2 separate regions of the Homo sapiens genome follow, and region 2 is linked to region 1. A link is a loop called in an ENCODE intact Hi-C map of the cell type or tissue named here. Cell type or tissue: PC-9. All regions are shown on one strand. Each heading gives the region's core, and the rest is flanking DNA. Links, peaks and the distances in the headings are about the cores only.

Evidence for each region. Peaks named below come from ENCODE experiments on the same cell type or tissue, not always from the same donor. Only the 100,000 strongest peaks of a DNase experiment are listed, where the experiment ranks them.
Region 2: a loop joins it to region 1, with 2.7 times the contacts of the local background. A loop is called at or near these places in 5 of 110 quality-filtered maps.

The regions. Positions count from the first base shown.
Region 1 is chr10:77,408,853-77,411,764 of GRCh38, reverse strand. The region is part of intron 1 of KCNMA1 (potassium calcium-activated channel subfamily M alpha 1); the gene reads left to right. Among named protein-coding and RNA genes, the nearest start is that of KCNMA1-AS3, 59 kb to the right of the region's middle. RefSeq lists an enhancer at 993-1,492. In PC-9, for the core only: no CTCF peak of the experiment used is centred there; a DNase peak (open chromatin) is centred at 1,514.
Region 2 is chr10:77,586,029-77,588,940 of GRCh38, reverse strand. All of the region lies in intron 1 of KCNMA1 (potassium calcium-activated channel subfamily M alpha 1), which reads left to right. It also overlaps the pseudogene RNA5SP321. Among named protein-coding and RNA genes, the nearest start is that of KCNMA1, 50 kb to the left of the region's middle. In PC-9, for the core only: no CTCF peak of the experiment used is centred there; DNase peaks (open chromatin) are centred at 490 and 1,680; H3K27ac peaks cover 2,486 bases.

The DNA of each region.
Region 1 (2,912 bases), core at 88-2,587:
TCCTTGATGGAACTGCCCTCCATAGGCACAGGGCCCTGGAAGAAGGGTCGTGATGGTACAAGCAGTACCCAGAAGTGGCATGAATTGAGTGCTCTTCATGTTAATAAACCTTTCGTGGGCACTTTGCAGCAGCCAATAATCCTTGCACATGCATTCTCCCGTCTGCTGCTCACACTGTTCCCGGGAGGACAGCAGGATGGGTACGTGTCCCTTTTTGGCATCAGACAGCTGGATTTAAATTCACACTGTGTCTTCCTGGGCCAGCTACTTAACCTCTCATCTGTCAATGGAGGACATTAGTACCAACGTCATAGAGTTACTATGATCATGCTAAAAAACAGTAGTCGATAGTATAATTATTGTTAGTAGTACTATTTACTAGTAATATCTATTCTAGATTGTGCATGGTAAGAACTGACTTTCCATTTGCTGTAGCTCTCCTCCCTCCTCTCCTCCTTCCCCCACTCCTTCCTTCCCTCCCACCCACCAAGATTTGTCAGGTGCTTACTCTGAGCTCACAGGGATTCAATATTGAAGATACAGCCATAAATGAAACAGACATGGTGAAACCCCCATCTCTACTAAAAATGCAAAAACTAAACAGGTGTGGTGGCACATGCCTATACTCCTAGCACTCAGGAGGCTGAGACAGGAGAATCGCTTGAACCCAGGAGGCAGAGGTTGCAGTGAGCCGAGATCACGCCACTGCACTCCAGCCTGGGTGACAGAGAAAGACTCTGTCTAAAACAAAACAAACAAAACAAAAAGAAACAGACAAAAACTCTTTCCCTCATGCAGCTTGCAGACAGCACACAATGATGAAGTAAAGGAAGCAGGTGGCAGACACACTCCGGAGAAGACAGCACAGACAGGGAGAGGTCGGGATGAGGTGGAGAGCTCATGGACAAAGTGAGGATGTGAACCAAAGCTCGAGAGAAATGAGGGTGCAGCCACGGGGATCTCTGGAGCAGAGGCAGAGGCCAGTGCAGACAGCCCCGAGACGGGACTGGGTCTGGAATGTCCTGGCAGCATGAGGAGGCCATTGCATCTGAAGTGGAGCTAGTGAGCGGCAGACTCGCAGGATGACAGGCACGAGTGGGGCTGATTGGGTGTGAAGACTTCACTTGTCCTCTGAATGGGCCAAGAAGCCATAGGAGGGTGTTGGGTACAACAGTGACATGATTTCAGTTACATTTTTGAAAAGTATTTTTCTTCCCAGATGGCCTTTGCCTAAACAACTTCCCAGATCCTGGATGAGGAACCAGTGTCCAAAGAACTGACACGTAGTTAAACCCGAGGCAGACTTGGAGCTTCAAGGCTTGGCTCTAGGCAGGCAGCAGGGAGGGGCCCTGGGATCCCCTCAAGGCGGGCCCAGCCAGCTTCTCATGCCTGAGGCAGTCATCCAGCAGGTGTGGTGCCTGCAGTGACCTTGGTGCCTGGTTCAGCTTGACAGGTGTCAGGAGTGTGCCTGGGGGTGAGAGAGTCCAACCGGGTGAGAGCAGGTGTGGCAGCAGCTCACCCTGTCAGGGAGGGTGTGCCCAGCATGACAGGTCACCTGCTGAGACTTGGCAATTTGACATCCTGTTAGGGTGCAGGGTGACAACGGGGGACCTGCCCTGCAAGTTGCAGCTGGGTAGGAATCTGAGTGTTGAGCCCTGCGTTCTGTGAGGGCTCTGGCTTTGTGGCACAGGACTTCTTTCTCCAGAGCAGCCCTGCTTCCTGCCCAGAACCAGAGGACAGTGACTCCACTTGCCTGCCGTTTGTAAAGCAGTTGCTTTCAGAAAGGCAATGCTCTGTTACCAGATTAGGGCTCCTGCAAGAATCAGGCAGGGTGACAAGGCAGGACTCATCCCTGTTCATAGAAGAGAATATGGAGGGTTTGAGGAATGACATGACTTGCTGGAGGCCACCCAGAAAAGTTGGACTTGGTCCAGAGTATCTTTTGATTTTCATAGTTCTTCCTGCCACACCACAGACCTGAGAGTCCCAGTATACTGGGTCTAATTCAGCAAGGATGAGAGACGGAGACAGCCAAATCTGAGGGATGGGGCTGTGGGGTCCTAGGATTAGCACAAGCTTGCTCTCCTGTGCTAGACCAGAGCAGCTGTCGTGGCTGGGGAAGGCTGGGCCCTTTGAAGACAAGCAGGATTAGCCCTTGTCGTGACCCTCACACCTGAACCCAGTACCAGGCTAGGTGGAGCCTTCTGCCAGTCCTAGGAACACCCTGAACTCCAGGTTCCAGGCTGGGGCAGCAGAGTGACTGTCACTTGGGCTAGATTTGGAGCAATTGTCTTATCGGGGAGGCAACAAGAGATAAGGGAAACAGAGCAACTGGGGCTTGCTTCCTGGCCCGGTGGTCACCTGGCTGGGCTGGGTGGCCCTGAGCTTGTGGCTTTCCCTCTGGGCCTCAGTTTTCTCATCTGTACACTGTGTGTGTGGTAGTTGGGTGGTGGTGGGGATCCTCAGGAATTGCTAAGGTCCCTTCTCAAGCTTTGGTCTTTGATCTTGTGATTCAGCGGGAAATGCCCAAACGCATCAGATGAGGTTTGTATCTTGAGCACCAGGTGATGGGGTGCAGTCAGGCCCTTGGCCCCAGGTGACATAGGAAGGGTGAGCCCCTCTGCGGCCATGTCAACAAAAAGTCATCGTGGGGAACACCACTAAAGGGAATGGGGAGAAGGCATAGAAAGGGGTGAGGGTGTAAGGCTGGGCACAGCCCCGTGAGAGGTTGCCTGGTAGGGTGGGTGTCGGGAGGGGACTGTGGCCACTCTTCTCTCTGGTGTTCCCTGCCTCCTGTGCCTGCACCCTTGCCCTGAATTCCTCCCCACCTTCTGATGTGGGCACTGAAATTAGATGTCACTGTTGCCACTGAGAGGCAGCTGTGGCCTGCTTTACACAAGGCTCTAGTGGGG
Region 2 (2,912 bases), core at 307-2,806, 180 kb before region 1:
TGCCAGCTCCTCCCCTGGGAGGTGAGCTCCCTGAGGGCAGGAACGGCACTCCGTTTATCTTGCTGCTTCTTGTTTCTTGCTGGTAGTAGGCACTCAATAAATGTATGTTGAATAGGCTTGAAATGCAGTGGATTGATTTGTCAAAGATGAGCGCCAGCCACATGGCTGTTCTGGCTTCCCCAGGTTTCCTCTTGCTGTTTGGCCACTTTGTGCTCCAGTTTTCTCTCTACAGAAAGAAGATAATATTATCTATCTTGCTGAGTTCGTTGATCTGTGGTGAGGGTAGAACAGGATATTAAAATATCTTACTAGAACCTTGGGCCCAGCTTCCGGTCTTCCTGATGGTTTCAATCCAGGCCTAGCACGGGACCTCTGTCTAAAATTCTCTGCTCTCATGGCCCTGCCATTCCTGAGGCACCCTTTGCCTCCAGGCTAAAGTAAACACCTGTCATTCATGATCCTCCTTACTTTGATATGATAAAATATCAGGGCCCAGACTGCAGTCCCACGGCCCTGGACTCCAGACCTACCTGTCTGTCTTGATCTCTCAATCCTCTAGGGCAGCCTTCTCCTACATCCAGAATTTTCTGCATTCTGTCCCCTACATGAATATTGCACTTGTTCTTGGGACCCTATCCCCCTCTCCCTCCTAACTTCCTACCTTGCCCCTTTCTGCCTTTCTGCTCTCAGCCTCCTGTCTGCCCTTGCAGGTCTCTTTTATGTCTGACCTTGCTGGAGTCCTTTGACCTCGGCCAACAGGAGTGACTGTCTCATTTGCCACTTAGGCACTGTCTTAGGTTTTAAATTTTTAATCTTTGTGGCTGCTTGTTAAAAATACAGGGACCCAGGCTTCATTCCCATGGAATTAGAATCTCCAAAGATGTGATCCAGGCCCCTTTGACTTTTAATAAGCTCCTAATGTGGTTGTGATTATGATCAAAGTTTGAGGAAGACTAACTTAAAATAGAGTGCTTTGCAGTATTATTTCTCTTTCTGTGGGACTCTGCTTATGTCTCCAAATAAACTATAAACATCTTGAAGGCAGATCTGGGCCTTATTTTCTTTTCAGAGTGGCACATATATCTGAAGACTGGGGCCGTGAGATGATCTGTCGGTGAGATAACTCCACCTGGGGCCCTGCATCTGATAGGCGCTCAGTAAGTGTTTGCTTGTTGATCAATAAAAGACATGAAAGCACCTGGGAAAGCAAAACAGCCTCTGCAAAGCAGGGCATTATTACTGGGAGCAGATCTGATGTGTACCTTCCACAGATTCCACTGAAGGTGTCCTCAGAGCACCGGACACTCAGGGGCCCGCAGCCCAGACACAGAAAGTCCACTCTGCTGAGAAATGCTCACCAAGCAGAATCCCTCACACTCTCTAGCTTTGTTTTCTTTGATCTCTCTGAGCTTAGGAGGAAAGGCTCCTGTTCCCTCCCTCTTGGCTTATCCCAATAATGCAAAGCCATAGAAGTGCAGGCTGCTGGGGAAAAGTTTGTTTGGACACTTAAGAATGTAGAAAAGGGTTTAGCTTGTATAAAGAGTTTTGCTTTCTCATTATAATGCTTGGAGAGAAGTGCAAATGTTTCATCTCCGCCTACTGAGTTATACTGCCTGTTTACATAAGCCTATATTCAGTGGCCTGAGAAAAGGCTTCTTGCCTTCTTCAGGGCGTGATGGTGCAATCTTGGTGTAGAGTTTCCAAGCAGAGATGATGCTACGGCCTCACGTGGTGGGAAGGCTGTGTGGCAGGAAGAATAAGTTCAAACTGTGCTTTGTTTAGAACTGTTGTGCAAAGTTGTTTCTTCCATCCAAGTATTAACTGGGCCAGACCCTGCTTAGCTGCCAAGATCAGACAAGATCAGGTGTGTCCAGGGTGGTATGGCCGCAGATACCAAGCTATTTCTAACACAAGGATGCTCTCCTTTTATTGAGCAGGGAGAAGACAGCACGTACAGACCAACCATCCTGGTTGTAAACTTGTGTCCTAGTCAGAGCTCTTTCTAGCTGGAGTAGAAAATTCTTAGGCTGTATGTAATGGAAAGAGAGTGGAGTCCAGCAATAAAAACAGATCAGGTAAAAATAGAGCTAGGAGTCAATAGTGAGGGCTGAGTTAGGAGAGTTCTCTGTACTTCCCTAGAGATTTCCAGCCATCTAAGCATACGTGTGAGTTCTTGCTTTGACAAATAAGTACTCCACTGGTATGCACATAGAAACTTCTTTCACCTGTGGGATCATTATTAACATGTTTTATGTGGAGGGAAAAATAAAGATTTTAGAACTTCTTTCTTCCCTCATGTTTTCACTCCATTAATATTAGGCTTAATTATTCAAATTTATTATATTAGAGTCTTATTGCTTAATTTAAAAAATTGAATGGATTATTAGCTTTTTAATAAACAGTGACATTTACTGTCTACTAATGAGGGCTCAAATCATGTAATTTATTGCTGCATCTCTATTTTGTTCATGAAATGAAACAGAAATTACTACCTACTTGAAACTGGACTTGTTTTCTGCGCTCCTATGAAACTGAACAGTGGAGGGTTGCTCGTGAAGGATCTGGGACATGTTTCATATGGAGCACAAGAAAAGGACGTCGAACATGCAACGGTCTGCATCCAGGTGCTAGAACCATTTTGTTTTTCCCTTCATCATCCCTAGAACCAAGAGTGTGGGTGGGAATAGCTCAGTAGAGTGACCATGTGATCCTGTGTTACAACTGAAGACAAAATCTGGCACAGAGTCTCTCCAGTGATGACTATGAAACTGACTGGTGCCCCATCAGATTCAGAAGTGGAGAGTGTTACATACTGATTTCAGAAAAATGTTAGATAAACATTGGGACCCTTTATTATATACCGGGAACAGAAAATGCATGTTGATAAAAGTTTGGGATGTTCCATTTCACTC